Regions from separate parts of the Homo sapiens genome. Here region 2 is linked to region 1. A link is an interaction called in ENCODE POLR2A ChIA-PET data of the cell type or tissue named here. Cell type or tissue: CD4-positive, alpha-beta T cell. All regions are shown on one strand.

Region 1 (5,000 bases):
ACAAATGAGAAGTCTGAGCATATCAACTGTCAAAACCTGTCACATATGTCTCTACTCCAAGCAAGACACCAGGCAGAGTCTTTGTCATGACTGTACTGGCCACCAGAGTTCACCTCACCTGCCAGCCCAGCTGAACTGGGATGGCTGCCTCTAAGGCTGTGTTGAGGCCATAGCTGGGCTCAAGGAGAAACAGTACCGGAGTCACACTGAAACTTTAGGCAGCATATACCTCCATCAATATGATCAATGAGGCAGTACACGAGAGCACATAGGAAACTGCCAAGGACTTTACCAATGTCCGATGATGATGACTGTCATCTCCTCAGAACACCAGATTCAAAAACCATAAGAGGCAGCTCCAAGTCCTCTATCCCCACATTTAATATTACAATGAAAATACTCTACTCAGGGATAAGCTCTGAGAGCCACTAAGAAAATCTGAGGATTAAGGAAATGGAGAGTTTGTAATTACTAAGATATAACAAACTGCATTTCTAGAACCCCATTTTTTCAGTTAATGAAAATAAAGCTGCTAGCTACAGTTTTAAATAATTTATGTGTTGCAATCATACTCAAGGACACAAAACTATGAGAGCTGGTATAAGAATAAACCACTGCATATTATTATACAGGTGAATGTCCCCTAAAGACTGGTAACTGGCTACCGGCTTGCACTCAGCAAAGCACTGCTTCTGCAACTCAACCTAAAGAAAACTGACTGTACCTCTGCATTCACTGCCAAAATCTGGAGGTTCAGAACTTACAAAATAAAGCCCTTCATCAACTGAGCCCTCCTGGACTTCTCCAATCTAAGCCTGGGTTTGCCTCAAAGCACGCTTCCTGTACCACACTCCTAAGGGTCTGAAATTCATGTTACTTCCTGAAGTAAAATGCCCTTCCCTCTCTTCATTGCTAATTAACAGTCATCCCTTCTTTTTGGACCAAACTGAAGGCTCACACCCCTAAGACTCTCCAGAGGTAGGCCCCCAATACTGGTCCCTATTTCCTTGATCACCCCCCAAGGATGTCATGTACACCTGTGACCTACAGATCACGTTCTTATGTGTATGCGTGTGTTTAGATTTCCCAAGGCAGAACTGCAACTCCCATATCTCTCATGAATACACACTGAGAGCCTCTTAGGTGTTTTAAGTGTTAATCTGGATGTGGCTATTCCCATTCCTGGACAGAAGAGTGGTCTTCTTCCATCCAAGCAGGTCACCACCTTTAAAGCACAGATGCCCACAGAGTGGGCTTAGCCAAACGAACCAAATTAACTCCAGAAATTAGGAAGGTATCAACCCAAGGCCCGGGGGCCCTTACATTAGTGGTCCTCAAAGCCAGCCATACACTAGAATCCCCTAGGGGTTGTTTTTAAATGTACAGCAATGCCCAGGCGCCACCACCAGACTCTGTGACTCAGTTGTTCTGGGGCGAGATACTGTGTTTATATAAATCTAGGTATAAATTATACCTTCACGTAAGTATAGATATGGAGACAGATCTTTGAAGTTTTTTCAGGTGATTCTAATGTGTGTCCGGGGTTGAGAAGGACTGCATTATAGCAACTGAAATAATACAGAAGCTACACTATCTTCTGACAAATCAGTAATACGGATAAATAACTAAAAGACCTGCACAGTAAGTTGGTGAAGCCAATCTGAGCAATGGTATTAATTATATCACTATGAAGAAAAGGTGTCAGTGTTCAAGAAATGGATTATTATGCTTAAAATGGGCTAACCAAGTGCTTAGCAAAGAAAGGGTAGCAGTCATATACCAGAATTTGCATGAACACTCCAATTCATAGACAAGAACCCAGTACTAGCATTTTCAACAAGATCAGTCCAGAAACCTTGAAAAGCACTTCTGCTCTTTCCCACAGCAGAAACTCAAGAGAAATTTCTTACTTCGTTTAACCACCACTGTAAAAGTTATCAAAAATTCATAATCTGATACAGCTGACAGAGCCTAGCTCCTCTAATCAAATATTCAAATTGAGACAAGGTTTTGGCAAAGCTAAGTATGCCTACTGGGCATTAAAAAAAGATTAAACATTGTTTTTAATTCCCTTGAAGTTATAAATTACACTTCTCTGAGTAAAAAGTGAAACTGAAAACAAATGTGCCTAATAAAAGGAAATACTGCCATTGCTTCATTATTATCTGTTTTGCTGAAAAATCAATAACTAGAAAAGTTACTTAATGAAATATTAATAATAAATATTTCTTACAAATTGGGGGCTTTGAGGGACTAACAGCAGGAAGAAAAAGCAAATCTAGAAAGAAAAAAAAAAAACTGTCCGCTCTCCTCTCAGGGGCCAATGAGGCAGAGCTTACCTGGAAGTCGTTCTTGACTGCGTGAAGGTCATACACAAAGAGCTTCTGGCAGTGAGGCAGGAGGAGGGCGAGCAGGAGGGAGAGGGCACTGGGGACCAGCAGAAGGCTCTTCGACAGAGGCGCCTTGTCTGGAGGGAAAAAGGAAAGCACTTTCAGAATGATTGTTCCTAAGATTTAAAAAACCACATGCGTGAAAAGCAAGAGAATTCACTTCTTTTAAATCAGAATGAAGACAAAGTCCAGAAACTCTGAAATTTGGTTCTAATATCCACTTTCAAAACATCGACCTGGGGATGTAAGTGATCAAAAGACACTGGAAACAAGCAGAATGCCCTAGCAGGGCTTCATTGCCAGTTGGCTCTTAAATGAGACCAAGTTTACAGCCAGAACTTCCATAGAACACCTTTCAGAAAATGGCTACCCAAGTGTAAAGAAATAGAGAAGTGTGTTTCTATCAAATCAGCCAGTTAGCTCCTGAGCATGCACAAAACTCATACATATATAAAAATACATTTTTAATTTCATTTTTTAATTGATACATATTAGGGAACACATTTTGGGAGTACATATGATAATCTGATACATTCATATAATCATATCCAGAGAGAGTCTCACTTTGTCGCCCAAACTGGAGTGCAGTGGCGCAATCTCGGCTCACTGCAACCTCCACCTCCCAGGTTCAAGCGATTCTCCTGCCTCAGCCTCCTGAGTAGCTGGGATTACAGGCACGTGCCACCATGCCTGGCTAATTTTTGTATTCTTAGTAGAGACCATGTTTCACCATGTTGGCCAGACTGGTCTCAAACTCCTGGGCTCAAGCGATCCTTCTGCCTTGGCCTCCCAAAGTGCTGGGATTACAGGCATGGGCCACGGCACCCAGCCCGGGTAATTATCTTAAATATCTCTCTTTTCTTTAGGCTGAATTATTCTCTTCTAGCTATTTTGAAACGTACGATAGATTAGTGTCAACTACAGACACGCTCCTGACCTACTGAACACCGTCTTATTTCTTCTAAGTGTATATTTGTACCCATTAATCAACCTCTTTTTATCCCCCTCTCCCTCCTACCCTTCCCAGCCTCTGATAACCACCAACCTACTCTCTGTCTTCATGAGATCCACTATTTTAGCTTCCACGTGTGAGAACATGCAATCTTTGTCTTTTTGTTCTTATTTCACTTACATGTCTTCTAGTTCCATCCATGTGGCTGCAAATGACAGGATTTCATTCTTTTTATAGCTGAATAATATTCCACTGTGTGTGTGTGTGTGTGTGTGTGTGTATATATATATATATATACGCATAAAATTTTCTTTATCTATCATCCATTTTTTTCCCATTCATTGGAAACTCAAAAGAGGGAACTAGTCAATAAAGATGGAAGTATACAACAAAGAAGGCCGGGCCTGATGGCTCACATCTGCATTGATGGACACTTCAGTTGATTCCACATTTTGGCTATTGTGAATAGTGCTGCAATAAGCATGGAAGTGCAGATATGTCCTTGAAATACTGATTTCCTTTCTTTTGAATATATATCCAGTAGTGGATCATATGGTAGTTTTATTTTTTTTTTTTAAGAACCTCCATACTGTTTTCCATCGTGACTGTACTAATTTACATTCCCACCAACAGTGTACCAGGGTTCTCCTTTCTCCACATCCTGGCCAGCCTCTGTTTTGTTTGGTAGTTGTTGCCGTTTTTGAGACAGAGTTTTGCTCTTTCGCCCAGGCTGGAGTGAAGTGGTGCCATCTCGGCTCACTGCAACCTCTGCCCCCCGGATTCAAGTGATTCTCCTGCCTCAGCCTACCAAGTACCTGGGATTACAGGCACCCACCACCATGCCCAGCTAATTTCTGTATTTTTAGTAGAGACGGGGTTTCACCAAGTTGGCCAGGCTGGTCTTGAACTCCTGACCTCAGGTGATACCCACCTCGGCCTCCCAAAGTACTAGGATTACAGGCATGAGCCACCGTGCCCAGCAGCCAGCCTCTGTTATTCCTGTCTTTTTGATAAAAGCCATTCTAACTCGGGTGAAGTATCTCATTGTGGTTTTGATTTGCATTTCTCTGATGATCAATAATGTTGAGCACATTTTCATATGCCTGTTGGCCATTTGTATGTCTTCTTTTGAGAATGTCTATTCAGATCTTTTGCCCACTTTTAAAATGGACTATTTGGGTTTTTGCTATTGAGTTGTTTGAGCTCCTTACAAATTCTGGTTACTAATCCCTTGTCAGATGGATTAATCTGCAAGTATTGCAAGTATTTTCTCCCATTCTGTGGGTTATCTCTTTGTTGACTGTTTCTTTTGCTGTGCAACTGGAGCTTTTTAGTTTGATTTAATCCCACTTGTCTATTTTTCCTTTGGCTGTCTGTGCTTTTGAGATCTTACACAAAAAGTCTTTGCCCAGACCAACGTCCTGGAGCATTTCTCCAACATTTTCTGCTAGTAGTTTCATAGTTTCAGGTCTTAGACTTAAGTCTTTAATCCATTTCGATTTGATTTTTATGTATAGTAAGAAATATGGGTCTTTCATTTTTGTGCATATGGTTAACCCGTTTTACCAGCACAATTTTTTTTTTGAGACAGGGTCTCACTCTATTGCCCAAGCTGGAGTCCAGCAGCATGATCACAGCTCACTGCAGCCTTGAACTCC
Region 2 (5,000 bases), 170 kb after region 1:
CTATTTTGCTCCTGGAAGGAAGAAGGAAGGTTGTGACCGGTGCAGATGGAGTTTGTAGGAAGGTGTCAAGACTGAAGTCAGCCTTCTGGGTAGTAGAAACATACTGGGACCTACTTATCTATTACACTCCTTTTGCAAGATTCAGAAACCGGATGTTTAATATGGCTGTTATTCATGGGAGTAGTGATAGGATATTTCTCTTGTAAAGATTCTGGGTAGTGGCAGAAGAAATTACCATGAATGAGATACATGCAGTGAGAATTGTGGGTCAGGACTCCAAGGAACAGGCTAGAGAGATGGGATGGGAGGCTTTTTAGTTTTATGGTAATGTAGCTATTGACAACCTAAGGACTCCTAAAATTAGCATTTTGTAGCTATATGCAGGTAATTTCCTTTTAAGCTAACTAGGGAAAACAGGGCATTTAAGAGATTTATTTCTCTTGGAATTTAGAATACGCTCCATAGGTGCAAAGATCCCCAAAATATGCAAGGAGTTGGATCTTGACGATGTCCTTAATTAACTCCAGAAGCCATGTTAAGCTTGTTAAATAATATAGTATATTAACATATTAAATTTATATTAAGTAACATAGTATGCTATTATAGTTCTTTGTCTATCATAGTTGATATAGAATTGAAAATGAAACCAGTTTTCCTTAGAATTGAAAATGAAACCAGTTTTTGTGGAGTTCTAGATTAAAAATAATCTGAAATGATTGTGTGTACTGGGCATGAAAAGAAAATTCAGTCTTTTTTTAAGCTCCATAGAACACAAATTTGCATGGCACCATTCCTTGGGTTTTAGTGATTGTAAAAGATGCTGAATACTTAGCTTGGGGGCTTTTGGAAACAAGGTGACATTCTGCTGATTTGCAGTGGGGCTAATGATCATTGTTTCTAGAAAAACACCACTTTTTGAGTGCCAAGAAACATGCTAAAGTACTAAAGTTGGTTCTTAGATAAAGATGTGTACACTTGTGTTAGCCTTGATCTTTGTTTAGTTTTATCTTTTTTACTTATGCCATTCAGGACGTGTGTGGGTCATGTTAATCTCCTGGGTAAAGAAATGAGCAAGTATTTATTTGATTGGCAAACAAATAAGCATGCACATGTATTTTATAGATGCTTGAAAACTGTTTCCCACATATATCTGAACTGATAAATTTTAAATTTCGTACATGCATCAATTAAGTGAACACATTTGTTGAGTCCAAACACATTTGTTGAGTGCCAAGCACTGTGCTAGGTGCTTTGAGGAATCAGGATGAGTGAGACAGATCCTGTCCCATCTTGCCGACTGACTAATAGGAGAGAGAAGATTGCAAAATGAGCTTCATGTATACCTAATAGAAGATTGTATCATTGGAGAGTTATAAGTAAAGCGTTAAAGAGGTCTCAGGAGAGAGATTACCTCCAGTGGAGGGAATCAGAAAAAGGGTAATGAAGGAAATGTGAGAGATACAAATTATTCTAGATAGAGGGACCCGTAGGAGCACAGGCCTTGAGGAAGGAAATCATGGCGTGTACTTGGGAAACAGTGAGTAGTTGCGTCTGGTGTCATGTATGGAGGGTTAGAGGTACACAGATTCTGGTCACCCAGGGAGTGAGGAAGGCAGACAAGGCCAGGCTGTGGAGTGTTGACTTGATGCTTTGTTGTGGGTTTTCGAGCTGGAAGGCCTCAAGATTAGAACTTTGCTGTGGGAATACAGTGACTGTGTTGTCAGAGCTTAGTTGCTGGGGATTGGGTGGGATTAGAAAGCTGGGGGTTGAGGTGTTACTCAGGAGACTTTTGCCATAATTTAGGCAGCAGGTAATGAGGGCAGAAAGTAATGTGTAAGTTATGTGTAAGAAGTATTTTGGGACTAAGCTGATGTGTATTTGAACCTGATTAGATTAGGACATTTATTTATTCAATGAATTTTGATTAATAATCCTCCTTCCTCTCTCCACACAGTGAGCTTGGAGCTCCCTGGCCAGGTGAGGTCAAGAAGCAAGAGGCATTAACTATAGCCTTAGGTTTCAGCCGTGCGTGACTGTGCTGGGAGTGTGGTGATGCAGAAACCTGAGAACATCCAGCCCGTTACACAGGCCTTGAGAAGAGTGTAGAATTTATCTGGTCCTTCGCTTTCAGATAATTTCAGATAAACCATTGCAGACAGATGAGAATCTCATCTCCCCTTATAAACCACCAGCAGAGGAATGGATTAGCAGTGAGCTATTAGGGGGCCTTCATTTTTTAGAGAGTGTTTAGGGTAGAACAGACAGCTTTAAAAACCATTTATCTTGTCCTCTTTAAAATACTCAGTCATAATCAGTGTGCTTAATCATGAGGCCCCCGACCAGCTGTCTTCTCCACCACTGTCTTCAAAGCTGACATTTTGACTTCATATCAGTTTTCAGGAATGTCCTTTCCATGCTTCCCTTTGAAGGGAAAAATGAAAGAAGCCTTTAAAAATAGTAAGCTCATAAATAGTTATTTAGAGAGGGGATATAAAGTTAGGTAATTTATTTTGTTATGCCTTTTTGCACGTTTACTTTTTCCAGGTGAGAGAAAATAAATGTGCAATGGGGGCCCCGGTTCATTTTTAGATGTGAACTTCTTTCATATTTCCAAATAAAAGCTCAGTCACTGCATGGATTGATAAATTATAGATGGAAAACTGTTCTCAGTTTTCCTCCTCTTAGATTTCTTTGCTTCATGTGACCATAGATCTCTCTCTTCTCTTTGAAACTCCACCTTCCTTTGATATCCAAATACTGTCACCGCCACCTGTTATTTATCAATATAGTGACAACAGTTATAATGATAAGTCTTTCTTTGCACCCTTCTCTCTGTTTCATTATTTTCTCTTTCAGCTTCCTATTGTGGCCATCCCATAGAAAATGGGGACTTGCTGTTCTCCTTTCACTTTCAGAGAGTTGAGCTACTGCCTCTGTTCCAGTGACTCATTCCTAAGTCTTGATTTACATCTTTGACCAGGACATCTGTGAGGGTCAGGAGAAAGCTAGCTGGTGAAGAGAGAAGATGAGAGAAAAAGGTGGAGGATAAAGGAGAGTTTACCTCAAATGGAAGAAGATCTACAGGTCTTAGTAGAAGGCTTCAGAATAGAGAAGCATAGTAGGAGGTGAGGCTATGAAAGTGTTGAGCCTCCATTTCATGTTGGAAGGGAGGGAGTGCTCCTCAGCGTGAAACCTGCGGACAGGTTGGTGTGTCAACTGTTTATAACTGACCTGTGACAAGATGAGTTGTGCTTGAAGATGAATGGAAAAAAAAAAAAGTTGAGAATTCGTGTTTAGAAACTTTTAACAAATCGACAGGGTAACTTTAAATCTGTTGAATCTAGCAAAAATTTGGGGCTTATATTTTGTATGGGTTTGTTTTTTATTTCATTTATTAGTAATTGTCAAGATTATTTGTATTTTATAAAAGTATTGGTCCCCAGTGGCTTGGAGGAGAAAGAGGACCCTCACCACACATGGTTTGAGAGGTCCTGTTGTAGGTATGTGAAGATGGTAGTTGGAGGATGTTCCAGTTGAAGTGGTTGGTTTGGGCCCCAGAAACCAAGGGGTGTCAGGTTGGGAGGCATATGGATGCTCACCCGAGGCAAAGGGAGCCCTGATGACATGGTGTCCGGTGACTTGTGGGAGTCGCAGGGTGGAGGAAGGTGTTTGGACACCTGGGTACCCACACCCAGGTGAGGCCTAGCCCCAGCATTTGGTAGGAATGTGTGTATTCTCTGCTCGGTGAGGCCTTCTAGGCTGGGAAGGGTTCCCCACAGTCTGGGTAGGGCCGTAGGGCTGTCACCAGCAGTGTCATTTTGGCTCACTAGCCATGAATAGAGCACGACATCTTTCAGTATGACCCAGGCTTGCTTTTCATCGTTCGTTTGTCCCTGTTCTTTTCTACCTTGCCTCTGTCTAGACTTACTGCACAAGCCTTCCTGTTGGTTCTTTTCTTTTGTTTCTTAAATCCTTCTCTAATATTCTGACATAGAGAGTGATTCTTTCTGTTGCTGGCTTTCCTGGACCTCTTGTATTCTGAGTCGTGAACCTTCACATGGGTCTTTTCCTAATTCGGTCCCTTATCTGACAGTGGCTGGTTTGTCTTTCTTCAAAAGATGGTGTCATGATGGATGCCCAGCAAATGGTAACACCCGCAGAGTAGTAGAGAGTAGATTCGGGGACCCTGGGCTGGCAGCTCCATAATTCTTTCTCCCTTTTCTGCCAAAGAGACAGGATATTAAACCACTGAACTGGCGCGGTCCTGGGCTGCCTGCCAATGGAATATTTGGGGAGAGAATGGTGCAGCTTTTGTTTCTCTTGCCTTCTGTGGAGCCCTGGGGTGGATTCTGAAGGGATGTTTTCCCTCGCAGGAGTAACCCATTTGGTATTGAGAAAGCAGGAAAGCAAGTTTTCCTGTTACGAGCAGTGAACAAAAAGCAGAAAAGCAGGCAGCGGATGGCGATATCCTGTTGTAGAAGGCTTGCGGGAGCGAATGCAGACAAGTGCCCCTCATTCTTTCCGTGTCTTTAAGAAAAGCCAGGAGATGAGAAGGAAATTGGTTACTTTGCAGGCCACATCCAAATGGTTTTCCTCTTATTTATGGTGCTTATCAAGGAGGTCATAAGTGTATGTTTTGTGATTTAAAAACTTGTCAGACCAGAGATCTATAACACATGACAAATTAGAAAAACGAAATAGATTGGTGGGTTTTTTGGTTGGTTGGTTTCCCATGAGGTCATTCGAAGTTTGCTTGGGAGGGGGCAATGAACTGTAAAAGTAAATGTAAACTTTATACAAGTTTTATTTATTTTTAAGTTTAAAATCACTTAAAGATGGCACAATTCCTACTGAGTTAGATTTATAAGAAGTTGGCTTGTCAGATGCTCTTAGGGGACCTTTCTTTGGTACATTTTACAATGAACTAGGGATGGGCATGGTGGCTCATGCCTGCAATTCCAGCATTTTCAGAGACCAAGGTGGGAGGACCACTTGGGCTC

What was found. ChIA-PET counts read pairs that join two places held together with the same protein. Peaks named below come from ENCODE experiments on the same cell type or tissue, not always from the same donor. Only the 100,000 strongest peaks of a DNase experiment are listed, where the experiment ranks them.
Region 2: POLR2A ChIA-PET joins it to region 1 with 7 read pairs; 2 of 35 experiments call an interaction of 5 or more read pairs at or near these places.

The regions. Positions count from the first base shown.
Region 1 is chr13:99,235,894-99,240,893 of GRCh38, reverse strand. It overlaps UBAC2 (UBA domain containing 2), which reads right to left. Exons shown (of 9, transcript NM_001144072.2): 2 at 2,340-2,467. Among named protein-coding and RNA genes, the nearest start is that of GPR18, 20 kb to the left of the region's middle. In CD4-positive, alpha-beta T cell, no CTCF peak of the experiment used is centred here; a DNase peak (open chromatin) is centred at 2,383; H3K4me3 peaks cover 1,119 bases; H3K27ac peaks cover 2,029 bases.
Region 2 is chr13:99,062,100-99,067,099 of GRCh38, reverse strand. It overlaps a transcript of DOCK9 not described here. Among named protein-coding and RNA genes, the nearest start is that of DOCK9-DT, 22 kb to the left of the region's middle. RefSeq lists an enhancer at 1-337. In CD4-positive, alpha-beta T cell, no CTCF peak of the experiment used is centred here; no DNase peak of the experiment used is centred here; H3K4me3 peaks cover 457 bases.